3 separate regions of the Mus musculus genome follow, and all the other regions are linked to region 3. Evidence: chromatin loops called from intact Hi-C (ENCODE). Cell type or tissue: heart. All regions are shown on one strand. Each heading gives the region's core, and the rest is flanking DNA. Links, peaks and the distances in the headings are about the cores only.

What was found. Hi-C counts contacts between places; a loop is a spot of excess contacts. Peaks named below come from ENCODE experiments on the same cell type or tissue, not always from the same donor. Only the 100,000 strongest peaks of a DNase experiment are listed, where the experiment ranks them.
Region 1: it touches region 3 in a loop (1.8-fold over the local background); 2 of 42 quality-filtered maps call a loop at or near these places.
Region 2: a loop joins it to region 3, with 1.9 times the contacts of the local background. A loop is called at or near these places in 4 of 42 quality-filtered maps.

The regions. Positions count from the first base shown.
Region 1 is chr15:12,409,765-12,420,174 of GRCm38, forward strand. Pdzd2 (PDZ domain containing 2) reads right to left here. Exons shown (of 26, transcript NM_001081064.2): 8 at 9,694-9,808; 9 at 1,244-1,389. Among named protein-coding and RNA genes, the nearest start is that of Gm52211, 77 kb to the right of the region's middle. In heart, for the core only: no CTCF peak of the experiment used is centred there; DNase peaks (open chromatin) are centred at 5,137 and 6,227.
Region 2 is chr15:12,433,366-12,443,775 of GRCm38, forward strand. It overlaps Pdzd2 (PDZ domain containing 2), which reads right to left. Exons shown (of 26, transcript NM_001081064.2): 6 at 9,115-9,247; 7 at 3,739-3,894. Among named protein-coding and RNA genes, the nearest start is that of Gm52211, 53 kb to the right of the region's middle. In heart, for the core only: no CTCF peak of the experiment used is centred there; a DNase peak (open chromatin) is centred at 6,106.
Region 3 is chr15:12,489,847-12,500,256 of GRCm38, forward strand. The region is part of intron 3 of Pdzd2 (PDZ domain containing 2); the gene reads right to left. Gm52211 (a long non-coding RNA gene) reads left to right here and starts at 2,064. Exons shown (of 3, transcript XR_003951632.1): 1 at 2,064-2,227; 2 at 2,722-2,851; 3 at 4,476-4,536. In heart, for the core only: a CTCF peak has its summit at 5,140 (motif pointing left); DNase peaks (open chromatin) are centred at 1,345, 2,420 and 3,559; H3K27ac peaks cover 296 bases.

The DNA of each region.
Region 1 (10,410 bases), core at 1,405-9,404, 80 kb before region 3:
GAAAGAGTTTATTCAGCTTACACCTCCATACTGCTGTTCATCACCAAGGAAGTCAGGACTGGAACTCAAGCAGGTCAGGGAGCAGGAGCTGATGCAGAGGCCATGGAGGGATGTTCTTTACTGGCTTGCCTCCCCTGGTTTGCTCAGCCTGCTCTCTTATAGAACCAAGACTACCAGCCCAGAGATGACACCATCCACAAGGGGCCTTTCCCCCTTGATCACTAATTGAGAAAATGCCTTACAGCTGGGTCTTGTGGAGGCATTTCCTCAACTGAAGATCCTTTCTCTGTGATAACCCCAGCTGTGTCAAGTTGACACAAAACCAGCCAGTACACTGAGCTTATGTCCAAGTTGGTTATGTCCAAGTTGGTTGTTGCCTGCTGCTGAGTTCCCTGTGGTCCAGGGACGAGATAACGGAGGAGGAGGAACCGCTATTCAGAGTTGCAGAGCCAGAGTTCCTGACAGGAACAGGCTCTGTAATGCTAATCTCTTCCTTTAGTCCTCCATGGTGCCCCTGATCCTGGCTGTTTGTGTCATCACTGGAGAGCAGGTAGGACCCCAGGCATGGCATAGGCACACATGCTCACAATGACCCACACAGGACGCTCCTAGCAAATAAGCAATGCTGGTTTGCCACAGACCATGAGACGCCATTGTCTCCTGGCAGTGGAGAGTAATTCTTGGTTCCAAAACACACAGCATGAAAAGTTACGGACGGAGATCTATTGAGAGATTATTTCCCTACTTTCTTCAACTATCGAGCTGGCTTCTTTGTCATCTTTCTGGGTAGATACCACACACATTCTCTCTGTGCTCTGGCTCTTACTCTCTCCAGGACTAAATACGAATGGCCCTTATCAGCAGTCAGCTCTTCTGAACAGGGGCTTATAGGGGTCTTTGAAAAGAAATAAAATGTGTGCATACACTTTCACACACACGATTCCCCCCCCACACACACACACACACATACAATCATGGAGACACAGGGATTTGAAATCTGTACTTTCATCTCTAACCAAGCAATGGTGGCTATGAGTGAAGCAGAGGCCCCATCACCCCAGGATTAACCTGTGATGTCCCACCACCCCAGGATTAACCTGTGATGTCCCACCACCCCCAGGATTAACCTGTGATGTCCCACCACCCCAGAATTAACCTGTGATGTCCCACCACCCCAGGATTAACCTGTGATGTCCCACCACCCCTGGATTAACCTGTGATGTCCCACCACCCCAGGATTAACCTGTGATGTCCCAGTAGAATCCAGCAGCTGGGGAAGAGAGTGCTTGCGGCCATCTCGGGAGACCTCCAGCATTCTGATCCGGGGGTCCCCATTTCGTACCATCAGTTCATTATATTCTTCAACAGACTCTAGGCGGTGGACACCTCCTACAACAGAACATGGTGGGAGCATGGGTTGATAAGGGACGAGAAGAGTTAAGAGAACGGATGGGCCTAAAGACCATATTCATAATCACTGATGGGTTTAGAAGGCCTGAAAACGTACCAAGGGTCAAGTTTTTCCAGTCCTATCACCAGGTTCTGCATAACCTTGTTGTGTTCAAAGATGATGATGCTGAGCTACGAAGAACCTGGGAGTTTCTGAAGTGACAAGGTAGCTGAAGGAGCAATGTATGCATTAAATCAGATGCAGGGTGCTGGGGACAGCAATAAACTGGGGAGGGGGGCAGGGGCATGTGGTCTTGTAGTAATGGCTGGACATCATTTTATATTTGCATGGCTTCACTGACAGATGGGTGCTTTTATTCCGTATACAATTATAATAGTGGTTTTGTTTTGTTTTGTTTTGTTTTTGAGAGGTACAGTTGACACAGGTCCTTGCTATGCAGCCGAGCTGGCCTGGAATTCTCTTAATTCTCTTGTGTCTTGTGACACCAACCTCTGAGTGCTGAAATAACCTAAAATACTAATGCCTGGCTTAGTAATGACTTTCTAAATAACCCTTTTTTATTAATGTTTAGTAAGTATAACTTAAATGTGCATAAAAGTACCTGAGTGAATTCCACATGACCTCTAACACAGAGATCAAAAATCACTCACTACAGCCTCAGAAGCCCCCTCTGTTCATTTACTAAACGCTCCTCACCCAATGAGTAACATGATCGTTACTTGAAACACCACTCACCAACTCTACCTATTTTTGAACTCTATATGAATGGATATGTACTTTTTCTGTATGGAGCTCCTTGTTCTTAACATATATATCTCTATTTTGTGTGTGTATGCTTGTGGGGGCACATGTGCCATGGTGTGTAGGTCAGAGGACACCATGGAGGGGTCGGTTTGCTCCTCCCACTATGTGGGTCCTGGGAATGGAACTCTGGTCATTAGGATCAGGGGTAGAAACGTTTATTTGCTGTGCCAGCTTGCCTGCCCTTAACACATTTAATTTGTGAGACTCACCACACCGTGTGTGCTGTACACGGTTTTGGTTTTGTCTTCTGCGGGCTGTAGCTTGCTGATCAAGACTACAGCTACCAGGGGCTGGCGAGATGGCTCAGTGGTTAAGAGCGCCGACTGCTCTTCCGAAGGTCCCGAGTTCAAATCCCAGCAACCACATGGTGGCTCACAACCATCCATAATGAAATCTGATGCCCTCTTCTGGAGTGTCTGAAGACAGCTACAGTGTACTTTCATATAATAAATAAATAAATCTTTTAAAAAAAGACTACAGCTACTGTATTCTCACACATGCCTCCTGTGAGTGTGAGATAGCCCGATGACATGCCATTGTGGAGGTGCTGGCTCCTGGCATCTCTTCCTTCTGCAGCACTGTGACTGCAGGATAAACTGTCTTCCCCGCATCGTCCCACTCTCTAGGAGGCCAGGATTGTGGCTGATGGTAGAGGATGCTAGGATCACACCATGGCTTCCAGTTTTCATTCCACTGACAACGGATGAGGTCACACTTGGGCACACATGGCCACCCGCTACTCCCTTTGGTAAAGTACCTGTTTAGTTTTCCTGTCCATTCTTGAATTAAATCTTTCTGAATCCTAGGACGTTCTTTTTATTTTAGTATGTGAGGTTATGAATCCTCTGTGGGATCTATGAATTATAAATATTTTCTCCATATCCGTGCCTTATCTTGTCTCATAGTATATAACACAAAGAAGCTATAATTCTAACAGTACGACACAGTTACTTATGTTTCAAGGCGTGTAGAGTGTGTTTATACAAATAAAAAGGTATAGTTTTGTTTCTAACATTTTAGGTATTATATAGTCTATATTTGGCTGCCTTATTAAGACACCCTGACAACTTAGAGGGCATGGCTTTGTTTTGTTCATGGTTCATCACGGCAGGGAAGTCACAGGGCAGGAGCTCTGTCATATCACATTTACAGTCAGGAAGCAGAGAGCAACAAATGCACGCCTGTTAGCATTCAGCTCGCTCCCTGCCAGTCCAGGACCCAGCCTACAAAATTGTACCAACCCATCCAGGATGGGTTATTCTACCTGAGTTAGGTATACTCAATAACACAATTCTCTCACAGGCATGCCCACAGGCCAACCTTATCTAGATGATCGCTCATTTAGAATCCCTCCAGCTGATTCCAGATCATGTCAAGTTGACAATTAAATCTAACTATCGTGGGTGGCCGTAATATTACTATGTGATATAATTAATGGGACCACACTTGTATATGGCTACCCACTGTGAACCAAAATGTAATTTTACAATCATGACTGCAGATCAACTTTCATTTTTATAACTGATGCTTTTGTAACCTATTTAAGAAACTTTTGCAATATATATGTATATATGTGTGTGTGTGCGCGCGCCCGCGCGCCTGTATTATGCATGTGTGTGTGTTTGTCTGTCTCTGTGTATGTGTATGGGGTGTTTGCAACCCAGGCACTCTACCACTGACCTATGCTCACAAATCTATAATGATTTAAAAACACCTAAGTTAGACTATGTACTATTGGAAATGATAGATCAATTACATACAAATAAAGCTAAAATCACTATTTCTATATTAAATACAACATATCACCTATGTGCTTGCTTATATGTCATATATAATTGACATATTACATATGTCAATTCTCTCTTTAAAGACTTATTTTGAATGGTGTGTACTTGGGTGTGTCTGTGTGTAGGTATTCACCAGTGGAGGTGCCTATAGAGACAGAGGTGTTAGATCCCTTGGAGCTGGAGTTATTGGAATTATGGACTTATGCAAATCTCCCTATGTGGGTTCTTGGAACTGAAATGAGGTCTTTTGTAAGAGCAGTATGTGCTATCAATCTCTCTGGTCGGTTCCATATACTGATTCCTCCCCCCCCCGCTTTGGTTTTTTTTGAGACAGGGTTTCTCTGTGTAGCCCTGGCTCTCCTGGAACTCACTTTGTAGACCAGGCTGACCTCGAATTCAGAAATCCGCCTGCCTCTGCCTCCCGAGTGCTGGGATTAAAGGCGTGCGCCACCACTGCCTGGCCATATACTTATTCTTTAGTGAATTGATTTCTCCTGAGCTGTGTAATGACTCATTTGATAGTGTCCAATTTCCATCTGGAAATTTCTCTAAAAATTTTCATGGAATAAGGAAAGGATAACAGTAGACTTTTAAAAGTCACATGCTGCTGAGTTTTTGAGCAATGATATGGTGCTGATGTAGTTAAGGGATGTCACTTAAGGCTCAGCTTTTCAAATGCTAAACATTCACTGTGTGAAAGTGGGCTTTTTCAAATGTCTGAAACCCCTTTGCAGCCAAGGAAAGCTTTGCATTTAAAAAGATCACAAACTTATGAGGTTAACACGGATAAGTCAAAAGTCCTGAAGTTAAAGGAGGTCCCTGCTGGCAAGAGGAGAGGCAGGCAGCGAGAAAAACCTGGGCTAGCATATTTGAAAAAACATTCTGTGAAATGAAAGATGTTGTTGCTTGAGTCCTTCTGGAGCCAGACTGGGCAAAGCCCTCATGGAAATGGCTGGAACAATAATTCATAACTTAGTAATTCATGGGCCAGATTAATCTTTCTTGGCACGCTTACTCATCTGAAAAAAGATTTACTAGAAGAAAATCCCTTCTGAGTTGACCGGGAGGCACCTGTCATCATCAGGAGAGAACCCACAGACGGTAGCACCCGCTGATAACACCCTAAGATGTGTGGATCCGCAGTGACTCATGCAAGAGGAACATGAAACAAACACCCAGATCTGGAAGGCAGACCCAAGAGGATCCCATGGAAGCCAAACCTCCCAGGCAGGGCTGGCAAAATGGCTCACTCACATTATTGTTCTTGCAGACGACCTGAGGCTGGGTTCCAGCACCTGCATTAAGCAGCTCCCAGCTTTCTGCAACTCCAGTTTCAGGAGGGCCCTTACCTCTCTCACCTCTCTAGGCAGATACACATGTATTCATATATTTTTTATTTTTATTTTAAATTTGGGCTAGAGAGATGGCTCAGCGGTTCTTCCAGAGGCCCTGAGTTCAATTCCCAGCAACCACATGGTGGCTCACAACCATCTGTAATGGGCATCCAATGCCCTCTTCTGGTGTGTCTGAAGACAGCTACAGAGTACTCATATAACAAACAAACAAACCCAGATAACCTGGGAGACCATAAGACAATGCCTTTAATCCCAGCACTTGGGGAGGCAAAGGCAAGCAGAACTCAAGAGTCCCGTGTACAGAGTGAACTCCAGGACAGCCGTGGCTACATAGAGAAACCCTGTCTCAAAAAACCCCAAACCACACAGACTCCTATAATGCAAAGGTCTTTAGAGTGAAGCAGTTCACAGCACTGTGAAAGCCCTGTTCTCCGAGTTTCTTTAACATGTCTCCAGGTTAAGCTGCCAGCCTCCTCTTCCTACCCCCTACCGCATGAATGCGTTCTATCCCGCTGGCTGCCAAGGACCTGTCCACCTCTGTACTCATTTCCAGAACTGAGAATATAAATATCACGGGTTTACCCAACTTTGTGCACACCACCATCACCTCCCACCTCAACAGCCTGCAGTCCTTCCCCTACGCACACTTGCCAAGTTTGGCTAGACCAGATCATTATTACCGTCAAAGATTAGCCTCTCAAATAAGAGAGGATTAAAAACAGTTGCCCAAAATATCTTTCATTCTCCCTGACTGCCTGGAAAAATCTCCCACTCTTCTCCTCCACGTCTAGACGACTGGTCTCCAGGCTTCTTTCTACCAGGGCTTCCTTTATCCTGCTGTTTCTGAATGCATCTACCGGCACACAGTCCAGAGACTTCCGGCTGCTCTGCTGCTTGAATGTGTATGTGCATCGTCTAAGCAGCCACCAAGCGTACGTGCGGGTTGCCTTCCCAGGAGACTGAGAGTTCTCACGAAGGCCTTCCTGTCTGAAGCCATTCAAACATCATTTTCCCCTCTTGAGAGGGCAAAGAGGATAGAAACATTAAGAATGAACATGAAAATCATGACCATAATATTAATGGCTTCAACAATACAAACAATGGGTGCTTCGGAGGGAAGGGCCCATGGCTGGCAGGCTTTGGAACAGCAGAGCTAAACACATTCTCCCATGAGTCTTCCAAAAGGCTGGGCTCATAGAGGACTCACATTTCCTGGAAGAACATGGGCACAGTGTGATCCTCCCTCACAGATGAAGAAGCTGAGGCCCATAGAAGACACTGGTCCCACATCCCTTGTCTCATGGATGGAGCTGGAAACTGAACCCAGTTCTGGCTGATACCTGTGCACGCTTCCTCCCCTACCCCATGTTTCCCTACCACAGGCTTGGATCGCTTGAGAAGGCGAGATCCCCTCGTGGCAAACAGTGGCCCAACCCTGCATTGGTTATCAGCTAAATGTGTTCCTGGTTCCAAATTGACAATATGGACACGGTTTGAAAAACCAGACATCTAGAAGGTCTCTGAGACACTTGCCCCACCCCCATCTGAATCCAGAACGCCTTCCACACGGGAAGTCGGTAGGAAGAACTGTCTGGAACGTAGGTCCTATTCCTGGCTCCTACCCAATGACCTTTGGGATTTCCTTAGCTGCTTGGACCTCATCTATAAAATAAGGAATGTGACAACAGAGGTTTCAAAGGTCCTTGCGTCTCTCCAGAACTTGGAGAGCCTCCCTGGGAACTGATTATACAGGGTCGATCAACTCTGGCAAGCTGACCACTGCCTCTTTTCTGCACACAGGTTTAAAGGGGCCTCTCTCAGAGCTCCTGGTGGGGTGCTGCTTGTCGCCCTGAGGTGAGAGCCTTCAGAGAGTCTCTGCAGGCCTCTCTCCCAGATGCTAGCCCTTTCTGGCAAAAGTCAGCCTCTACTGCTCATTTCAACACGATGCCGCCTAATCATTCCCATTGATCGATACAAAATAACTCATTTTTGCAAATGGAGCCTTAAGGTATTCCACTTCATGGACCCATGCTATTTATCTTCTCTGAGAATAAAGACAGAAGGCCAGGTGACAGGGGCAGGTACTCTTGGCTCCCCCTTTCCTCCCCAGGGATCTGGGTGCAGAAGAAAACAATGGAATGGGGGACGTTAACAGATAATGCCTTGTGTTGAGTGTCTTTCTGTGGGTTAAAAATAAGACTTGGGGGAGCGGGGGTAGCAGCAAGATAGCTCTGTGGTTTAAGCACTCACTGTGCAATCCTGATGACCTGAGTTCAAAGTAGAAGGAACGCAATCAAGCCCAAATTGTCCCCTGGCTCCGTACTTGTGCCACAGCGTGCACAAGTCAAAACCTCATTACTTATAAATGACATACACACACGTCTGCAGAAATAAATAAGAAAGAACGAAAATAAATAAGTAAATGATAAAATAAGAACATTACTCAATCTGTCAAAGACAGGGTAGCGACTCTCTCGGACAGCTGTTGGAATGGAAGTTGAGGGAAGGAGGTTTAAAATGGACTTAGGGTACAAGGCTACCAACAGCTAAGGGCTCAAAGCTAAGTTCTGCCTCCCTTTCCAGATGCTTATGAGTGAGTAGCCAGAGTCAAGCTAACTACTAGGCCAGTAGGTGCTGTGCCAGGAAGGAGCCCTTGACACATTTGGAGACCATAAAAAAGCTTTAATACATTTTTAAAAAGATGTATTTGTTATTATATCTAAGTACACTGTATCAGATCTCTTTAAGAGCCACCATGTGGTTGCTGGGATTTGAACTCAGGACCTTCGGAAGAGCAGTCAGTGCTCTCACCTGCTGAGCCATCTTGCCAGCCCTAATACATTTTTTTTTAAATGCAGGGAAAGTTGAGCATAATAGTAAGTAAGGAGTAGACAGCAATGAATTCAGTCTATATCTTAAGTGTACATGTGCTACATGCATGTGTGCACACACATGGGTGGGAGTATGCACATCCACAGGTGTGTAGAGGCTAGAGGTTGACAGTAGATGTGTTTCTCAATTATTCTGCACCATTTATTTAATTTACTGTGGGTGGTATACGTGCACACGCATGCAGTATATGCATGTGCATATGGAACCAGCCAGAGATGAATGCTGTCAGATGTTTGCTATCTACACATTGTTTCTGTACAGTATATCCGTGTGTGTGTGTGTGTCTAGTAAAAGGCCAGAGGTTGATGGCAAATGTCCTCCCTTTTGCTCTTCACCTCTGTTTTAAGTTCAGGTCTCTTACTAAACTCTGAGTTTGCTGTTTCAGATAGACAGGCTAGTCAGTAAGGCCCTGGGGAATTCCCCTGTCTCTGCCCAGTGCCAGGGCTACAGAACTGTGTCGCTCCTGGCTTTTACATGCGTACTAAGGAGCTGAACTTAGTGCTCGACCCACTGAGCCACCTCTCCAGTTCCCAGAATGTAATTTTGTATGAATGCCGTCATAAAATTTTTTATTTTATTTTATTTTTGTTTTTTCGAGACAGGGTTTCTCCGTGTAGCCCTGGCTGTCCTGGAACTCACTTTGTAGACCAGGCTGGCCTTGAACTCAGAAATCCATCTGCCTCTGCCTCCCAAGTGCTGGGATTAAAGGTGTGCGCCACCACTGCCCGGCAAAATTTTGTTTTTGAGGGAGACAAAGTATCCAACAAAACAGAAGTGCCAAGGACCTCTGAGAGTCCTATGGGTCATCTGCTGTCTCCCCCAGAGCACAGGCCAGGCAGTCTAAGGAAATACCCAGGGCGTGTAAATCATGGATTCTATCAGTTCTGAAAGCTGCAATCTCTTTCACTATTTCTCCTGCTTAGCTGAGATGAGAACTTGATGTGAGATAAACCCTTTGCTATTTGTTCTAGTTGGCTGAGGACTTTTTGGGGGGCATGGGGCACCTGAGAGTCGACTCTGAAAGGGTTACCTGAAACCTCATCAAGATAAATGAACCAAACATTCAGGAAATGGAAGTTTCAACAGATACACAAATGCTGACATGCACTTTGTTGGGCTGCTAGGTTTAACGGAGCTGCTCTTCCAGGGCCTGCCTCGCCAGTGGAAAAACAGTCCTGAGGTTTTAAGGAGATAAAGGGCTCATCTCCCTAGGTGCAAGGTTAACCCTCTGCAGAGGATGAGGCAGGAGGACTGTGATTCAGGCCAGCTTGGGAATCACAGCAAGCTGAAGGCCAGTCTGAGCATAGCACCCACTGCTCTCTCCCCTGACGGTTTATACTGTTAATGGGGTCATCCCCTCCCTCCCCATGCCTCCCCTCTCTCCCCTGTTCCCAAGGCTGCAAGCCTGTCTCTTTCTCTACCAGCAGGAAGGCTTTCCACTTACCTGAGAGTCGGCTCTTGAGTTTCATTTTACTGTTGCCCTGTTTGGGGCTTTCCAAGTTGTTCCCTTTGGATTCCTCAGAGCTGCCTACGTCTTGAGACTCTTCTGACCCGAGCATCTAAAAGGCAGAGCAAAGAGCTGAAGGGAGAGGCGAGGCCTCCAATGGGTGGTTATCTCAGACAGACTGGAGCAGCAGCAATACAAATGTCACATGAGAGAAAAGGAACAAAGTCCCACCCTTCAGGTCACCCGTGTACAAGGAACTGGCAAGGTCCACCAGGGAGGTTTCAGACGGGAAAGGACCCCGGGGCTGTTTCCATTTCTCCTGGGAAGAACCTGGTCAAGGTGACCCCAGGGTAGTGAGTGGTGAGGCTAGATTGAGAGTCCCAGTCTCCTGGTTTATGGCTCAGGGATTTTTGTATGGTGCAAATTGCCACAAATAAATCAGAAAGCCAAACCTGTTTCTAAGACATCGGTTTATGTCAACAACAGACGATGTATGCTCTGGAAATGTGGTTTTAGGGCATTTTTTGCCATTATGGAAATACCGAAGAGTAATCTGTGAGGAATCCTTAGATGATCTAGACCAATCATGGGGGGGGGGGGCGCTCTGGACAGTCAGGAGACCAGCACAAGGTAGAAGGCTTTACAATCATCTTTTAATAGAAGAAGCTAACTCTAGCTGGGCTGTGGTGGGGCGTGCCTTTAACCCAGCCTTTG
Region 2 (10,410 bases), core at 1,458-9,457, 56 kb before region 3:
TATCTTTAGAACAAAGAACTAGGCAGGAAGCCATTTATCTAGTGATAAAAATCTCACAACATCTACAATATAATTTTCACAGAAGACATTAACAGAAGGGCAAGGACATAGTATTACTGCTCTAGAGGCCCATTATGTTACTTTATATATGAGTATGTAATAAGTAATATATATTACATGCTCTAGTGGTCCATTAGGGCATTTACCTGAAATTTGAAGGTATATCTCAAGTCCAAAAGCTGACTGTATTCAGATGGAATTTTAACAGTATTTAAAACACACACACACACACACACACACACACACACACAAATAGAATGCAATAACATTTTTCAAAAAGTAAAGTAAATTGAGGGCTGGGTATGGTGGTGCATGCCTCTAATCCCAGGCCTTGGAGGCAGATCCTGGTCTATACAGCAATTCCAGATCAGCCAGGGCTACAGAGTGAGGAGGCCCTGTCTCAAAAAAGATGAGACACCAAACCAAAACAAACCCCACCCCCGCAACAGAACCCCAAATGTAATACTACTATAAAGTGAGATGCAATCTATAAACATCCTAATGTCTTCCTTCCACACCCCAGAAACCAGGTTGGTTTCTACTAACCTCAAGTGTGTCTACTCCCCTTGGAGACCCCTTCATTATAAGCTCTCATTTACAGGGCACGGCATTCACTTTTTCTATGCGACCGCCCAGATGTTTACTTCCCTGGGAACTGCAAACTGCACAGACGAGGGAAGGAGGCACGGAGCCAGACAGCGAGTCGCAGCAAGCCCTGCAAATGTTGCTAGAGGAGTAAGTCTAAGTCAAACATCAGCAGCTTTCCGGGCGATCCATCCCGGGCAAGTAATTATTCTTATCTCTGTTCTCCTCCACGAATCACTTCATCTCCTTACGTATGAAACCAAACCAAACCAAAGCCACCCCCCCCAGATTTAAATCTTAGTTTCTTAGGCCAGTGTTGATGGCAGCCTTCTCCTCCTTATCCTGTGTTGGTAGTCCTGCACGGTGCCTTGAGTTTCACACAGCCCCTTAGCTATGCTCCGTGTCAGCGGAAGCACCCGCCTGAGATGTGTAAGCCAAGCGAGGCCCACCAGGGAAAGTCCAGGATTTCGAGGAGAGGCAGGGACATAGATGGGGACAGAGGAGAGAAAAATATGCAGTCAGGGTATTTGTGCATCTTCTCATGCTGGAGCTGGCACGATACTTTCCACAAGTACACTGCCAGTCTATCTGCAGAAACAGGTATGCAAAGGTGGCGAACAGATGTGCAAGCACGTGCCTTGAAGGACCCCAGGCTTCCACATTTCCCACGTGCACAGCGAACATCCCTACTTCCTGACCCCTAAACTGCAGGAAGGAATGGGGTCATTCGAGTCAAATCTCTTGCCTCAAGGCTGTGCCCTGCACAGAGAGGTGCAGGGGGTGGGCGTGGGGTGGGGATGGAGATGGGGAGCTCCTACCAGTCTACTGTGTGATTGATAGAGTCCTGCCCCTTCTGTTTTCTACAATCTTGCTGAGCATCAGAGTCCTATGGGTGCTTCAGAAAGCCCAGACTCCTGGACTCCAACATTTGCAGACCTTCTGAAGCCAACCTCCCATAAGACACACCCTCCTGCCAGTGCAACGACCCCTCTGCATCATGCCTGCATGTCTATAGAGTGTGTGTACCCTTGGCGTACCGCTTTGTCCCTGACTCTTGTGTTTTCCCTCATGGCTGCCTAAACTGGGAGTAGGTTGGTGGGTATGAGTGAAGGTGACTGAGGGTGGGTGCGTGGGAGGTAGGGACGGGGCGCGGGGAGGGGGCAAGCTTGTTATCTATGGATCTGAGTGGCCTCTCTCATCAAGGATTTCTAGCCCAATGCATGAGAAGTACGGCCCAGTTCATCCCCAGGTTCCTCAGTGGTCTGCCGTGTTGCCGTTCACTTTATTCGAGTCTGTGTTCCCTACAGCTGTGAGTCTGGGCACTTTTCCTGATGCCTTGGGCTAGCTAGTGTTTCTATTCACATGTCACTTGTCCTTTACCAATTTCTATTGAGATGTTTAATCATTACGGTTGATTTGTTAAATATCAGGGCCTACCACAAAACAGAAACAGAAGGCACACGACCCAATTCCTTCTATGAAGCCAGTTACACTACATATTCTCCCCTTGGAGATGGAACAGTTGCTGTCTAATCAGGGCTTTCCCTGGTACTGTAATTTATTTCGTGTTGCTTTTGAGGCAGGTCTCATGTAGCCCAGGATAGCCTCAAATTCACTATATACCCCAGGATGACCTTGAACTTCTGACCTCAGTGCTGAGATTATAGGTGTGTGGCACAATGCCTGGTTTACGTGGTAGGCCAGCAATCTGCCAATGGAGCCACAGCCCCAGATTCCCGTTAAAGCTTTATTTAATGTTTCAGAGCTCAAAAATGAGATGCATGGTCTACAGACAGGCCAGAGCAGTTGTGAGGATCCCTTGCCTCATGCAGCTGATGGCACCTTGGGAGAAAGACCAAACATATCTGGGGCCAGCAGTTCACAGAGGATGAACATGGACAGCCAGGGTGAGCCGGGGGTGGGGGGTTGGGGGGTGGGGAGTGGGGGGTTGGGAGCGGTCAGTACAATGTAGTAGTTCCTCTGAGGAAGTCAGATTACAAGGTCTCGAAGATGAGCCCCAGTTGCAGACAGAGGTTTCCACAGACAGAAGAGCGGCTGCAAAGGTTCTGAGGCCGGAAAACAGGAAGCCACCATGCGGGGCTGTGCTGTGGTTAGGAAGCGGAGCAGTTGCTTAGAGTCAGTAGTGAGCTTGGTGCAAAGAGAGGTCTGAGAGGCAGGCAGAGGGCATGTGAAGGCTGGGGAAATTATTAGTTCAGTTTCCACTCTTGCTGAAAGCCAAAGGAAAGCCACCAAAAGCCACCATTCCGTGTAGAGAAAGGGTACAGCCACAGGGTTGTTTAACCTGCCCACCAACCCCGCGCCCCTGCCCCCGGGTCCTTCATGGTAGGCTTACCCACTTGCTTGGGTGGGGCCTCCTGAGAAAGCTGTCCTCTGATGGAAAAGCAACTTTCCCCTCTTCCCTCAAAGGTAGCAATGTCCCAGTAACTGATGAAGAATGCAGATGTTTGCTTTGCTTCTCAAGTCCCCGGGCTCGACAGAGGTAGGTCAGTTCCCAAAGCTTAACCGTGCTACCTAAGTTCAAGGCGCAGAGAGAGGAGTACTAGCTTCTGAACGGCAGAGAAAGAAGGTTGGTGCAAGAGCAGATAGAAATAGATCAGGAGCCCGTATTTTCTCCTTGTAGTAGGACACCTTCCTGTGTGTGCCGGTGTGACACAGCAGATTGACCCCTTGTGCAGAGAAGCGTTGTAAGCTACTCGGATGACCTGGTATGGTTCAAATTCAAAGATGGACTCTACCACTAATCTGCCTGCGTGGTTTCTTCCACATTCAAGCAGAAGTCTGGAAGTCTGAATTGAAACCCTGAGTTGTTTTCAAGCATCCTTAAGAAGCAGTAAGCGTGTCTTCGTGCACACGAAAGAGCGTTCTAGAGACTGATATATATGCACACAACCCCACAGCCTGTGGTTTCCAGTTTCAACTTTCTTAAATGAAACGCATCTCCCTTTCAGAAGTTTCCAGAATGTGCTGAGAAAGATATAAAAAAGGAAGGCGCCACATTCTTCTCTGATTCTGTCACTCACGTCTTCAGAAAGGCATCATCCTAGCGCTGGAAGCAGCCAGAGGCTCACTTACCGTGCCCCGGACAGCAGCTGAGCCTGTCCCCTCTTCATCATCCCTGGCTGCCTCCTGGTCTTCGTTGTCAGTCCAGGAGGATATGTCCTCCACTGAACTAGTCAGGTCAGGTAAGCTCTTCGATGTTAACTTCAGAAGGTCCTCCGCTGAGCTCTCCTAAGAGGATACACGAGAGGCCCAGGAATTACCCACCCGGGTACCAGCAGCAGCTGATGGAAATCAACCTGCTGAGGCCAGCCACAAGCTCTGACCCAGAGAGTGTGTGAAGTTTATGGTCCACACGTGTGGGGTCACTGTCAATGTCAGGTGTGGTAATACAATGTAAAGCCACAAGGAGCACCCAGGAGCCTGGCACACTTCCTAGAAAGGCCACTAGACACGGAGGCCAGGGATGGGATCTGGGCTGAAGAGTTGAGCTAAGGAAAGACTGTGATGTGTTCCCTTTATCTCCTCAGCCTAGCCACTTCCGTAGGGAGTAGAACGTTCCACGAGGCTTGAACCATCCAACTGCTTGACTGTCCGCAGAACACAGAAGCCAAAACCAACTCACAGGTTGTAACAGACCTTACAAACTTTTAGTGATCTGGCATCCAAAGTCAGCAGTGCTCGTTTGTTACCTGCTTGATGCCATTTTTAACCCCAAGGTATGTGAAAAACATTCACTCTAGGCAAGCAGTATATCAGTTGAGCTACACTCCAGGCCTAGGACAACCGTCTGTAACAGTAATTGTGAATATATTGCACTGTTTGTCTGTCTAAGGAAATAAGTTATTAGGCCACACATGAGTCCATTTCTCTTCGGTGTTGTCTACTCTGTTGGACCATCTGTAAGAAAGAATTTTTTTAAAAATAAAATGAAGGTTGTAACCAGTGAGTAAATTACAAAGTAGCCATGAGATAGAATATTCTATGGCACTGAGATGAACTTCTGGTGGGAAAGGGTCTCCCAGCCTGCTACTCGGAGAGCAGGCAGATCAGAAGCACGTGTGACAGCATGCTATCCTCCCATGTGGAATGATGACACACGTGCTCATGCATGACAAAGAGAGAAGTAGTCTCCCCACTGCTCCCTCTAGCCAGCCACACTGCTCAGGGGCTTAACTGCCTCCTTTAAGCTTTGTGACATCCTCAGAGGCACTTCCCAAGTCTCGAGTCTCGCTGTGCAGAAAGGGAACAGGGATTTAAACATGTAATGGCTTGCCCAGAACACACAGCTTTTCTCAGGGTGGAGCTGGTGTTTAAGTCCATGTGGGATGGCCTCCAAGACGTCCTCTGTCAATTTGTGTTTGACTCAAAGAAAACGAAAACATGGGTGCGGGCGTGCGCGCGCACACACACACACACACACACACACACACACAACATACACAGAGTAAAGGAGCATCGAAATCACCCTGGCTGTTCTAGCATGCCTTTTTTTCTTGCTGTGATTTAAAAAAAGGACTAAAAGCTTGCTGCAGTGCTATGTGCCTTCTATCCCAGCACTCAGGAGGATCTCTGCACGGATGAGGCTAGCCTGGTCTGCACAGTAAGTTCCAGGTCAGCCAGGGCTATCTAGAGAGAACCTGTTTCTAAAAGCAAGGCAAAACAACCAAACAGACAAGGACTAAACAAGCTGAGGAAGGAAATGTTTATTCCGCTCACACATCCTTATCACAGTCTATCAGGATGGAAACCAAGGCAGGGGGACCTGGAAGTAGGAACTGAAGCAGTGGCTATAGAGGAAGGCTGCTTCCTGGCTGTACTCTCCGTGGCCTGCTTGCTCAACTTGTTTTTATAGAACCGCAGTCCACCTGCTCAGGGGTGATATTACCAGTGTGTTGGGCACCTCCTAATCAATCAGGAAATGTCCCCACAGACTTGCCGGAAGCTCCCCTTCCCAAGAGAACCCTGACTTGCATCAGGTTGACAAAAAACTATCCAGCACACCGGCAGGTCGGCTTTCACAACACAGACACCCAAGCTCCTACTAGGATACAGGCTAACTGCCTGTTTCTGTGGAAGCATCCGGCATCCTCTCCATGAGGTGACTACACTTCCGGACAATGCCTTAAAGTTTTGTGACAAGTGTCCTAGATCTAGAATAGTAAGATTTTTACATTTTTATTATTCTTTATAGTTGGACGCTGGAAACCCTCCCATCCTTCAAACCCCAGGGATAAAGGCAAAACCAAGCCTATGGCTTTCCTACTCTGGTTAGATAAAGAGGAAGAATGGCTGGATGCCAGGAGAAACCTGCTGATGAATGCTCCTCTTCCTCTTGCATGGACGAGCACTCAGACAGTTGGGGACAAGGTTAGGAACCAGCAGCAGGCTGGATCGCTGGCTGCCTGAGTGTAAACAGGACACACAGCAGGAACTGAAAGGTGTTAGTTATCCTCTGAGATCTGGGGTGGGTGCCCAGGATCCTGTGGTGTGAGAACTGGTTCCCGGATGTTGCTCAGCCCTATAAGAACCCAGGGCCTCTGGGAGGAGCACACTATCTTTTTCTGACACCCTGCTCTGTTACACTTTACATGTTCTTTACCTCTAGGGCGGCTGGGAGAATGGCAGCAGCAGACATTTCGCAATCTATTGGACTTGGCAGAAAACCTGCTTTTGTCTACTGCCCCCAAGGAAGTTAAATAATCGCTGGGATTTAAATGGAAGTCTTTGAATAAGAACACACATCTGCCTCAAGGGATTGGTTTAGCATCTACTGAGATGATTCTAGTATCTGGCAACTGTTATATACTCTACCTCTTATCTTTTAAGGGGCCAGGTAGGTGGAGAGCCTGGCATTACTCGGAACCATCTTTGAGGTCCTGTGAGTGTACCTCATAGGGCAACAGCATAGCTCTGCAGAGCTAAGATGTGTGTGGCCTTGCACAGATTCTTCTGAGCAGCCAGTAGTGGCCCACGTCTCCACACATTTAGCATGGAGAAGGCATCCCCCTATTCCTCCTCCGAGTTTAGCAGGTTAAAGTGAGCTGTTTAGACCTGAGGCTGTGATGGCACATGCCATAATCCTGGGCAGAAACTGACACTTTGAGCTGCTCCCTGGATGGAGGTAGCTGTGCAAATGAAGTAGGCTGCCAACACAGGACTATGTGCAAGACCCAGGGATGCTGCCAAACTGCTGATCTGCTAGGCAAAGTGAAGAGGTGGTCTTTCTTCCCTTGAAGCATGTCCCCCCGTCCCTGAAAGGAATGATTAGCAGGGGGACAGAGAAGCTCCCAGGACCTCTATCCTTCTTTGTCCCTGTGGAGAGATGCAGATAGCCCTTTGGGTATAGAAGATTCAGGAGAAGTTCCCAGGGCCCACAAAACCTCTGTAGGGAGCAAAGGGCTACAGGAAGAGTGGGCTCAGATCTGCCTCAGGCGCTTACAACTTTCACCCAAGGCGTACCTTGGCAACCCTAATGTTCTCCTCAAAGGTTTGGGGTAAGAGGTAGGAAGAGAAACAGACTTTTTTTGTTTTGTTTTGTTTTGTTTTTCAAGACAGGGTTTCTCTTTATAGTCCAGGCTGGCCTCGAACTCAGAAATCCGCCTGCCTCTGCCTCCCAAGTGCTGGGATCAAAGGCTTGTGCCACCATGCCCGGCCTGAGGCAGATTTTTCAGATAGCTTGAAAAGGAATCCTAATCTGGTATTATATATAATTGTCTTTTGTTACCTGTGAGACACCAGAGCTTAAGATGCTTAAATCCTTCTTCCTACAACACGATATAATATTTGTATAAAACATATCTATCCCTTAAATAGTTCCCAGGTTGTCATACAATGTGAATGATCTATAAATAGCTGCTGGATTATTTAAGGAGCAACAAAGGGAGGGGGTTAGGGTCTGTGTTAAGTAAAAATACAATTGTTACTTTAAATACTTTCCATCTGGGGTTGGTTGAGCCTATGGATGGAGACTCATGGATATGGAGAACCAACTGCATTCCCCAAACTGGTGCTAGATCTTATAATCTAAAAAAGAAAAAAATACAGGAAAACCTACAGATGCCAAGGTTCAAAATAAAAAGCAGGAAGATGGAAAGGGAATTAGAAACAATGGCAGCAGACTCTATGCAGAGCTGAGCTGTGTGTGGCCTCACACAGATTCTCCCAGTCAGCCACTCAGCGGCAGAAAGAGCCATGTGGTTCTACCTTACTCACTCCTAAGTCACAGGACCTCTTTAATGGTCTCAACAGCATAACCAGAAGACCTAGCAGAAGGAGAGCAGTCATTGTCTCCTGGCCTCCTCAGAGCCGTGGCATCGGCAGCCTTTCTCTAGGAACTTTTGAATGCAGATCATAAGAGCCCATGACAGAGTCATTACATCAACACACACAGGTGAAAGAAACCCAGACTTGGGTTTCAGGATCCGGTGATAACAGTGAAGACCAGGAGGGAGATATGGCAGCAGAATGGGACAGAGGGTGGTGTGCCAAGCATTTGCTATCTGGCACTGTTGACAGCACCATGACCTCTGCAAGATGGCAGCCACTATGGATGCTCTGCCCACTGTCATATCTGCCGAGTTGGGGAGGAAGGGAAGGTGGAGGTGGTTGGACAAAGGAGGCATAGAGCTTCTTCCAGCTCTAACAACGTAGGGGTGATTAGACTAGGGACCAGGACTCTCCACAGACAGCCCTGAGACTTTTCTCATTCTGGCCTCAGAAGATGCATTCCTTACTGTGGTGGTTTGGATGTGAAGTGTCCACGCCCCCTCACCCCCAGCTATGCTGAAGGCCTGGTCCTTCGTACAATACTTGGAGGTGAGACTTAGGTAAGTGGTTGGTCCTGAGTGTTCTTATGTAACAGATGGATGGATCCATTAATGGATCCACAATTGGAGTACTGGGAAGTGGTAGAAACTGAAAGATGGGGCCTAGTTGGGCTAAGAGGGCCCCTGGGATATGTGTCTTTGAAGGGCCTCTTCATGTCTCAGTGTCTTTATTTCTTGACTGCACAGGGCACACAACTTTCCTTTGTCCACTATACTCTTTTGCCACAACGTTTCTGTATGGTCATAGGCCCAGTAAGGGATCCAGGGGGTCATACACTGAAGCCATGAGCCCTAATAACCTTTCTTCTTCTTTAAGTCACCTATCTCAGGCATTTCATCATAGTGACCAAAAAAAAAAAAAATTCCATGCAGCCTTCTTTTTCCTCCTATCATGTTTCTGCATCTCCTATTCTTTACCTTCTCCTTCATTCTGTTATAACTTTTCTAACAAGCATCTTTAATGACTTAATCAAGCACATTTCAGTCACATGTGCACATCTGTGGAATCACAGCTACCGCCCAAGATAAGCCGTAAGCATGCACATACCTGCTGGCATGGGAAGGGCTCCCGTCCGGACTCATACTACCATGATAAATACCAAGAATGACAGAAACTACCTACCTTGCTGGCCACCACCAGCTGTACCATCCCAGTGGCTGAGCGCAGAATAGCCACAGCTTCCTCATGGGAGAGCCCGACCAGTAAGTGACCATTGATCACCAGCAGTTCATCTCCTAAGGACAGCCTGCCATCCCTGAAGAAACGGAGATGGGAAAAAAGACCCCTGGTCAAGACATTCTGGGTTAGAGAAGTGCCGTCTTCTAGGAGCTAGGCAGAGTCATGAGACAGGACAGTTAGATAAGGTGGAAGAGGAAGGAAAGACAACCAAAGATGGTTTTGGGTGGGATTGCGTTAACGCTAGTATCCAGACTCATGGACTCTTTGACAGTCTCTGGGACTCTTGACAGTCACTTACCAATACACTCACTCTTAAGCTAAGCGTCTCTGACAACGAACGTCAATGACACTTCATCTGGATGACTATTGTGATAGAGCAACTAAGACCCTCAGGTTTTAGGAGACTCAAGTCAGTCGATCTTTCCCTAATCCTCCCTGTCATCAGCTCGGGGCTATTGCTAAGCTGAACACAGACAGTGCCAAGACACGTCAAACCCACCTGCGGCCCTTCACTGGTCTATTGTGTCTCCCTCCCCGCCCCATCAGACAGAAGCAGGATTCTTTCTGGGAAACTGGGGCTATGTGGTAAGTGTTGGTACCTCCGTACCCCACCACAGAGCTACAGGACCTTGAAGATAAAACTTTCCAAGGATTATTTCACTCTTGGGTCCCCCACAGAGGACAAACTAGCGAAGCAGAAGCAATCACAGCAATGAAGTGTTGAGCTTGCTATTGTTAAAGGTTTGAGATTTGATTCATTTCTGTGGTTGTAAAAACCTGGGCTTTTTTTTTTTCCATTTAAATTACGGCTGACTCTGAGCTCCTGTCTCACTGCTGGCAGGAGACTTTGCTGTTACTGGGACTGTCTCCTTAGGGCAGGTCACGGCCCTCAGTGCACACAACCCTCGAAACTGATTTCTGCAATGGATTCCGCTGAGCTGGCCAGGGTCTTGTCTTCCATAAACCAAAAGGCCCCTGACACTCAGACAGAAAATCTGGTGAAGCAGACCATGGCGCCTAGGGGTCTCCCTGTCTCTCAAGGCTTGCCATCACCATCCAGGTCCTACAGTGGAACCTGCGCATACCCAAATCTTCCCAGGTCCACATAGCTCTTTCTTCTGTGCTCCTCCCAATGAACCAACCAGCATCTCCCCTTCCATCTTTTTCTCCTTTCTGCCTTCAACAGCATCGTTCTCATTGTCTCCTTCTTCTAGGCTCACATGCTAGTCTTTCTTTAGA
Region 3 (10,410 bases), core at 1,211-9,210:
AACCTGAGGCAGCCATGCCTGTGGGGGACCATAGAGCTACCCAAAGATCTATCCTGTGGTGTACCACACAGTGCCTTCTCCTTAGCATCCTCCATCCTTCAAGAGAAGGTAGAGCTGTCATGGAAGGATCCTGCATTGAATTATTCCCACTGAAGGAAATACACAGAAATACATAGGAGGCCTTCATCTTAAAGGGGTCAACAGAGGGATACAAAACCAGTCAAGTCTATTCTGCTGGCCACTGGGCTGTGATGTTACTGGTTCCCTTTCTACTGCAAATGTTCACAAACTCAAAATCATGAATTGTATTTGGCTTGGCTGTTGTTCCTCTCCTGCAGATTTACAAAGCTTTCTAAAAAGGATATATATATATATATATATATATATATATATATATATATATATATGATATATGTGTGTGTATCTCATTGTCAGAAAAAAAAAATGGGAAAAATTAAATAGATGTTAGATTTCGGCCCTGTTTAAATAGCCAAGGAGAGGGGACAGGTGCCCTAGCCACCTGTCTAATGCTGTGAAGTCTGCATAAACAGGTTGGCTCAATGAAGCTGCTCAAGGCTCCTAGGACCAATCTGCATCTGTGTCTTTAAGATGGGAGTTGAATAGGCCCCTTCTGATCCTGAGACACCAGGCAGACCAAAACTCTGACACATAGTGTCACTCGCACAAAGGAAGCCCCCTGGGAACAGGAGCTGACCCTTTCCTCTTGCCCCACAACACAGCTCCAGCCTTTCTGGGCAAGCTCCTCCAACTCCCTCCCATGGGGCTGGCTTCTAGTAGGATTGCAACAGTTATGCAAAATAGGTCTCTGAAGGTCTGAAATTCCGAGCATACAGGAATGGCAGGTTGCTTAATCTGTAGCTTCAGAGCCAAGCCCTTTGCTAAACACAGGCAAGGCTCTGCAGCTACCAGGGCAGATTAACCGACCCACCCCTTGCGGCTCCACCAACCAGGCTCCTCAAGGGTTACAGATGCCATCTCGTTCCCAGGAGTTACCTCCCATGAGGGACTGGACAGTTCGGATTTTCACCCCTCCCTCACTTGTTTTCATCGTCAAGCTAAGCTCCACCCCCAACAGTCTTTACTGACAATCAGTCTTCAAATACTGGAGGAGGATGAATGATTGAAATGTCCTGGTGGAAAAAAAAAAGCTTAATTCCAGGCTTTTCAGTTTCCTTCTCAAACCCGGCACTCCTTATGAAAGACTTCCTGTGTGTCTGCAGTGGACAACAAGCTCCTTACAGAGGCCAGCTCTGGATCCAGGCCTGCAGTTTTGACACAAGTGGAACATTAGCAAGGTCACCAGATTTTCCTTTTCCCTTCCTAGACAAGACAGTAACAATGAGACACTGTGTGACGTCAAGACCCGGGTGTTCATGGGAAGGCTGGCAGGCTCTCACTAAGTGCTTGTAGGGATTCATAAGGAAACCTTGTTCTAAATGAGTAAGCACATTCAGCTAACTTCTTCCACATAGTGTGTACATATAGACACAGATTATTATTATAGGAAGCATCTTTTGTTTTGAAAGTGGCAATGTCAAATACTGAGATGGCAGAAGTCTGGCCAGCACTGACTTGGTGGAAGGAGAGATTGCACAGTCCAGTCAACGTGTGGCTCACAGACCAGGGAGAGCTGAAAAACCAATCTTAGCCACAGACTCCACTGACCTGCTTTGCCACTGATTAGACCTGTTACACATCTTCAACTGCCTGACCCCTGAACCGACAACCCAACACTTTCAGAGGCAGCGGTGCCACTGAACACAGACCAACACACAGCTTTCAAAACCACAGCCTAGGCTATTGGACACACGATGAGCTGTGCCAATCAGCTGTACACACAGGAATACATAGAGACAGCGTTCTTAAAAGACGGACTTAATACAAAGCGGGTCAGGGGGTAAATCCCCGTTGTGAGCCATTAAGTCTCCATCTTTGTTTCTCCAACTCTTTAAAATGTAGAAACACATCCTTAGCTCCCAGGCTATAAAAAAAAAAAAAAAAAAAAAAAAAAACAGGCTAGAACAGGCTGGACTTGCCCCTTGGGCCATAATTTGTTGACCCAACTGCTTCTATAATGGGCCCTGTGAAAAGGCCGGCTCCTCAGCTCAGCTTAAATCATCCTACACACAGAACCTGGGTCAGGAACCATCTGAAGGGAGGGTGGGAGACAAACCCAGGCTCTGTAGAGCAAGGCTACAGCACGAAGGTAGGAGCCAGAGGTTTCCTCAAAGCCTCCCAAGTGTTGTTCTCTCGCTATGGTATGCTGAGACACGGGAACCGAACAGTGATAAGGTGTGGCCTGGGTGGCGTCCCAGTTCCCTTGGGCCTAAAATCAAAACTAAAACATGGGCCACTACTGGCCATGGGCAATAGCCCACCAGTCAGCAGCCCCCAAAGCAGAGCCCATGACTGCCTTCTCAGACACAGCTCTGTGTGGTTCACCGGCTTTCAAAGTTCCGAGCATAGACTTCCCAAATCCAGGCTGCAGCTCACTCACTACCTACCTCCGAAGCTTACCTCACAGTCAACCGTGCATTACCCGCCCCAGGTCAGCTCAATTTCACAGCATTCTGCTTCTTCACTGGAGGGGACGATGTATGTCAGGTCAGCCCGGACACAAGGAGAAGCAAGGTCTAGAAATGGGTCTGAAAACCAGGCTGGGCTGGGCTCTATTTCTGTTCTGTTTCTCTGTATCACCAGACCCATGGCCCCACCACAGAGAGGATGTCCTGAGATTCGATACAACCACCGGAGACACAAATGTTTCAATTTTCTTCCTGTGCCGGTGCAGCCAAGATTGACCTCAAAAGAACATTCCCTTTTTCTGGGGGTAAGGACATTATTGTGACAGTTGCCAGCCCTCCATTTACTCCCACCCTGACAAATGTTGGGAATCCACACTGTGTCTTCTCACTGATTTCCGTTTGACTTAGAGGCTAGGCAAAGGCAGACTGCCTCCCCGAAGAAAACACCAACACACTGGAGTTCTGCTCTGGATCCCAGGCAATATCTGGATATTCCCCAGCTGTGAGCCAAACGCCAGAAGGAATTAGCAAGCCCCTCTTTGGTTCTGAACTATAAAAATGTAACAAGTGGGTTTTGAAACTTGAAAAATCAATTTCTGGTCAACTATCTTCCAAGTATTTGTTCTAAAACAGTGCCTGCTACGTATCATCTGCCAGTTTAAAACCTGGTTTTTAACTTACCGGCTTCCCCGGTTTACCTGATTGACTTTTTAAAAGTCACCCTTAGACGGATCAAACTAGTAACAATGTAGCAACAGAAACACTTTCCTGAGCAGCATTTTTCAGGCTCAGGCTACTCATGTTGTTTCTTGTTCATTTCTCAAATGATTAAAAAAAGAAAAAAGAAAAAAAGCCACTGGGAGTCAAAAGTTGTGGCTAGGGAGGAGATAGGACTCAGACTGGCTCTCCCGCCTGCTTCCTACCTGCATCGTAAACTGGCCAGGTGAACACTCTCCACTGGGCTCCAGTAGCCACTTGCACAGGATAGGCGGGCTGCCAAAGTTCCGCAGTGTTTTCTTTCCCTTCTCCATTCAGATCTTCACAGAGGGTTACTAACTATCAACAAAAAAGCTGTGAGCCAGGCCATTGCTGGCTCCAACTTCCTGCCTCGCTCTGCTGAGCAGAGCAAGAGATTCTCTTCCAGCTTCACCTGCTGAGCTCCGCCCCACCCACCTGAAGCACTCAGATCATTTTTCATTTATGAGTGCATCCAGCTAAACTGTGTGTGTGTGAGGGGATGAGCCACACATACGGCTCTGCCAGTGTGTGGAAATCCGGACTGCTAAAAACCACTTTAATTTTGGGGGAGCCAGTCCCTGGTGGCAGTCACGGGAGGTGCCCTTTTGCCTGCATCTGTAGGTCAGCTCTGCCCTCAGCGAAGGATAGCTTACGATATGGACACGGACACGGACCACAGAGGTAGGCTCAAGATTCCAGGCATGAACCAACAAAAAAATACCAAGTGTATATTTCACATTTACTAAAGAAGTGACACCAGGAACTTAGCTGAGAAATGTTCCACCCAGAGACCTAACGCTTCCCAAGGAACTAAGTATATTTTGAACTTTAAAGAGCCAAGGTGGTTGTCTGTGGGTTGGATGTTTACTGCGTAAGCATAAGAAGCCAAGTTGGGATTGCCAGCAGCCATGTCAAAGCCAGGACACATCTGTAACTGCTGGAGCTGGAGTTGGAGGCAGAGACAGGTGACTCTCTGGGCTCACTAGCCAGCTAGTGTTGCTGACCCAAGACCCATATGTGTACACACACACACACACACACACACACTAACAGGGGTTAAACCTACATTCATATGAATATAAAATTGGGAGTTTATTTTATAATGAAATTCATTGGTAAAGAAGGGCTACTTGTCTCCATGACAACAAATCCCCACTTTTCTAATCCAGCTAATCCCATCTTCTATTTCAGACTATCAAACATGGAGATGGCTGATCAGAACACTCACACACTCCTTCTTGAACATCAGCAGCTGCAAAGATGATTTGGTTTCTCACCCTGACTTTATCAGGAAATACAACTTTGAAAAACAGGCTCCCCAAAGCAGCACATATACAGCTCTATTTCTACTATATGCAAATAGGTTTGCTTTGCAACAAAGTGAGGGGGGTCCCTGGAAGTTCAGCCAGAGCCAAAGGTATTGGTAGCCCTGGGCAGTAGGTGGACAGTGTGTATGAACGACTCAAAAGGAAATGGTGTGTTGTTGTTGCAAATGGTGTGGTGTTATTAGCAAAGCTCTCACCAGACACACGGGTTTTAACAGAAGGAAAGCACCTTTTGTTAACTAGCTATTCTCAGGCTGCACATCCACAAAGTAGTCTTCTTTAATCTATCCATTTATTTTAGATTTTTATTCAATACACTCACATCCCCCATACAAATTACATGTTGTCACAACCTATGTTTAGTTATCACAGAAGTTCTTCCATTTTCAAAACCATTTTAGGATATTGGGGCTCGAGAGATGGCTCAGTGGTTAAGAGCACCAGCGGCTCTCTTAAAGGACCAGGATTCAATTCTCAGAACCCATGTGGCAGCTCACCCCTGTCTTTAACTCTAGTTCCTGGGGACCCAATGCCCTCTTCTGGCCTCTGCAGGCACAGACATACATGCAGGTAAAACATGTATATAGTTAAGTCAATTTTAGAAAGTTTTTTTAGTAACGACAACAATACCAACAACAAACAGCAAAGGCAGGTAGAGTTCTCTGAATTGGAGCCCAGCCTGGATAGTCTAAATAGTGATTTCCAGAACAGCCAGAGCTACAAAACAGAGAGACCAGGTCTGTGTGTGTGTGTTTGTGTGTGTGTGTGTGTGTGTCTGTCTCTGTCTCTCTCTCTCTCTCTGCCTCTGCCTCTGTCTCTGTCTCTCTCACACACACACATACACACACACTCTCTCTCTCTCTCTCTCTCTCTCTCTCTCTCTCTCTCTCTCCCCCCCCCAAAGGAAACTACATGGTCCTCCTCAATAGCCCACCACATCTCTGACGGACCCTTGGGTGATTTCCCTTTATAGTCAGGCCACCTGTGCTGTTTCACTGGTGGGTCAGATAGGAAGGACCACTGGAGGACAAGCCCCCAACTCCCCAAGAGTGGCATTCAGCCCAGAGTCAACAGAGAGTTGACTGTGCAGTGGACTTCCCACCCACCCCGCCTTTGGGAAAGTCCACTCTCCTACACTGAATTTACCATAAGAAGGAAGGCTGGTCCTTACACTTACTTCTTTTTAAAGCAGTGGAGGAAACAGGGTCAATATGTTCTTGGCCCATGAATAAACTCCAGTTGTGGTGACACATAAGTTGTGTCTATTGAATATTCTATTAGTTTGTGAGGGCTGCCAAAAATCTATGGTAAAACCAGTTTTCCCACCTCTCTGTCAAATTTTCTCATCACAGACTGGGTAACGTAGAGCACAGAGCTTCACTTCCAGGGAACGGCTGCTGCGTTTACTGACACCACCACCCCGCAACAAGTGCAAGAACCAGACACCAGTCACCATTCCATCCCTGGCTTCTGAATTAAGCCCTCACCCAACTTCCTGTTACCACCGGAAGTAGTAGTGTGGAGCTTGACTCCGTTCCTGAGGTCAGATGCTCCCATATTCTCACCTCCTACTCTATTCTCACCTTTGGTGAGCAGGAAAGGACCCTAAGAACCACCTCCTCCTACCTCCTCACTGTGTGGCTATGACAATAGGCCCAGGGAGGTAAGAAACGGCTTTCCTGGTGAAAGGGTGAGATTAGAATACAGGACTTTGAGGGACTGTAAGAGCCAGAAAGTTGCTATGTGGTTGCGTCTCCTAGAAACGACAGGGAAGCTTCACCCATGATACCTCAGCAATATGGCTGCCTAAACATGACCTGAACAAGCACAAACAACACTGACAGTCATGATAACTGGAAGGAGGTTCTCATAGGGCTTTACCCATATATACTAAGGATTGCTGAGAGTGAAGAAATAGTCTTCCCCAGGGATTAGCCCCCGAACTAGTCATCTAATATCAAGTGATCAGTCCTGAAATCATATATATGCAACAGTAAACAGACTGAGCAGATTGCATTTATGTGTACGAACACACACACACAACTAACGAATTACACTTGAGGTTTTTTAACCTTCGCATGCACAAGCATACATGTACATATGCATCTGCACGGACACTAACCACCCCCACCCCACATACATACATACATACATACACACACACATATACATACATACATACATGTGAGTAGCACCGACCACAGCAGTCAAATGGTGGAAGCACTGAAGATATCCATCTGTACTGGCTAGTTTTGTGTCAACTTGACACAGCTGGAGTTATCACAGAGAAAGGAGCTTCAGTTGAGGAAATGCCTCCATGAGATCCAACTGCAAGGCATTTTCTCAATTAGTGATCAAGGGGAAAGGCCCCTTGTGGGTGGGACCATCTCTGGGCTGGTAGTCTTGGGTTCTATAAGAGAGCAAGCTGAGCAAGCCAGGGGAAGCAAGCCAGTAAAGAACATCCCTCCATGGCCTCTGCATCAACTCCTGCTCTCTGACCTGCTTGAGTTCCAGTCCTGACTTCCTTTGGTGATGAACAGCAGTATGGAAGTGTAAGCCAAACAAACCCTTTCCTCCCCAACTTGCTTCTTGGTCATGATGTTTGTGCAGGAATAGAAACCCTGACTAAGACAGCATCCCTGGATGAATGGATAAACAAGATGTCCTATGTGCAGACAACACATTTGCCATTCTCCATCCTCTTCCCAAGTACTGGGATCCTAGCCCCGTACCTGCACGGTCCCTCCCAGAGTTTCAGCTTTGAATACCAGAGTTCTGTCCCTTTGTGCAACATCGTGAATGTACTTAAAACCACAACTCTGTAAGCGAGAAGAGGTTGAAATGATAACGTACTTGGTACTTTTTAGAAAGCCAGTGGAAGCTGACTTTTCCTCCCTCTTCTCCTTAGCTCTTTCCCGGCTGCTCTTCCCGGTTCTAGAACTGTCATGCTTATTATGAAAATCGAAAAGTGAAAAGACGATCACGTATCACAAAATGAAACTCATCAACAGCCTTGAAAACAATCTGTTCCCTCTCCCTCAACCCAGTAGAACTCAAACAAGGCATGTGAGCAAGCAAGGTGCTGTTTCCCTGCGCTGTGATGAGAAGCGATAATATAGAAGCTACTGGGGAACACCCTGCATTGTGCAAGCCAGGGGAGCTGTGGCCTGCTAACTCAGAGGCTCAGCTCCCTTCTAACTACTGCCTGATGCAGCGTTTACAAGTCAGCAAATTCCACATGTCCACAGTCTGCCCCTCTTCTCCTTAAGCCCACATGTAGCCTGCATACCTGTTGTGTCACTCACATCTGGCAGCATCTGGCAGACCAACATCAGCATCCCACTGGCCCTTCACTGGATACATCAGTTTCTCAGCTATGAGATCTGTCCAGTTCTTGACCAGTGCTCTCACAGCCCTCTTTCTAGCTGCCCTGCTGCCTGGTCCCTGGGTTCTAGCTCCTTTATGTCCATAGTTAAAGCAACTAAGAGTGGTCTGTCAGCTGCCCATCTCTCATGGGATGTCCAATAGACAGAAGAACTCAGCAGACCCTCAAAGAAAATCTAGCATGTTCTTCCTCAAAGCATTTCTTGCTTTTCCAATCATTGCTCCTCCCGCCACTCAATCAATGAGTCACCGGAGTCTTCCTCCCTTTCTATATATCTGGCAGTTGAACTCTCGCCTGCCCCTTCACATGTTAAGGCCTTGATTCCTAACTATTTCTCACTTCCTGGAGTGTCCATCCCTCTGTTCTATCTTGTACGCAGAAGTACTTGATGGTGAACATGTAGGCCAGTTTGACATGCTCTACCGAGGTACCACTGTGCACAGAAAAAAACCTCCCCTCCTTCACACAGCATCTAGGACCATCCTAGAGCTAGTCCAACACTTTTTGAAGAAACATGCGCACTGAGGATGGAGAGATAGATAGCTCAGGGGTTAAGAGCACCAACCACTCTTCCAGAGGACCCAGGCTTGTTTCCTAGAACCCATATCACAGTTACCTGTAAATCCAGCTCTAGGGCATTCAGTGACCTCTTCTGACCACCCTGAGCACCTGCACTCACGTGTGGACATGTGTGTGGGCACACGCACAAGCCCTGCCCCCCCAACTAAAATCTTGAAAAAAGAAACCTACATACACACATACATACACTGGCTCCTGCCTTTTCACAAATGTGAGTGCTTTCATATGTACCAGTGATTGTATACACAGTGTGTGTGTGTGTGTGTGTGTGTGTGTGTGTGTGTGCGCACGCGCGCGCACGCGCACGCACTAGAGATCAAATCCAGGGCCCCACGCACACTAGGCAAGTATTCTATCACTGAATTATTCCATCAGCTGCTTGTGGTTCTTATCAAGGAACATGTTGACTCTGCCATGTGTGAAAACATTTTTTAGCTGTTATAACTGGGAAGGAGGGAGAGGTTGCTACTGGTGTCTAACGGTAGAAGCCAGAGATGCTGCTAAATATCATATAACATGCAAGACAACCTCCTACAACCAAGACTCATCCGCAGCCTGTGCCTTGTGGGTTCTTAGGACACCACTGTATACTGTACTGTGACTGCTTCCCCCTCTAGGGACCATGAGCATAAATATCTGCAGGGCGCAGAAAATTAAGTGAATGAGCGAGAAATGGGTCATACAAACACAACAGACATCGCCAGGGAAAGTAGGCAGTAAAGCCTTTCTAACTAACACAGAGTCAAACTCCCCAAACACGGCACTGAGTCACACAGCATGTGACAGGTTCACAGCTTCTACATGCCTTCTCGGCTATGGTGGGTAGTGATTTCCTCTCTGGCATTTATTCCTGTTTAAAATTTTAAAATTACCTTTGTTTATATATACATATATATATGCATATGTATATATGTATGTGTGTGTGTATATATATATATACACACACATATATATACATACATGTATATACACACATACACATATACTCTGTCATAGTGCAAAAGTAGAGGTCAGAGGACATCTTGCAAGAGTTGGTTCTTTCCTCAGGTTTGGTGGCAAGCACCGTTACTGGTTTACCTGTCTCACGGGCCACCTGGCACTCATTCCAATGATAAGGCTGGAACAATACTAGAGCAACATTCCTTCTATTTCCCTCTGGACCCTGCATGCTCCTAATGTCTAATAAGGAAATGAGAAAATAGAACAAAACACATCGTCTGCTTTATAAAAATTAATTTTAGTGTGTGTGTGCGCACACGCGCTGGTAAGCACACGTGGGAGGCTGTGTAATGTGTACCTGGCCATGCACACACCATGGAGCGTTTATTCAGGCAGAGGACAGCTTTGTGGATTCAGTTTTCTCCTTTCACCTTTACATGGGTTCCCAGGATTGAACTCAGGTCAACAGGTTTAGTGGCCAGCGCTTCCAGTCGCCGAGCACTGAGCCATCTCACAGGCTTCGCTTTGCTGTCATTTTCAATTTCCTTCTTAAGGGCTCTTTCTTGTTTTTCTAATGATCTTAATCTAGTTTTTCTAAAAATAGATTCTATAAAATATCATTTGAGTGAGATGCTCTATGCAAGGAAGACTCCAAAAAAATACGTTTAGAGAGTGCTGTTAACTGGCTCTTCCATAATCTGCTGTGTCCAAACCCCCTTTTATGGAGTCCCCACCCCTGCTTATTTGTACTGCATTTATTAATATTCCTGGAACAAGCACTTTGAGAACGGAATATGTTCTCCCATACCCTCCTCTGTTGTTTGACTTCTTCCTTTAGCATGGGGTACTTGGTTTAAACGCCCAACTATACACAAAAAAGCCCCATCCCACCCTGCTA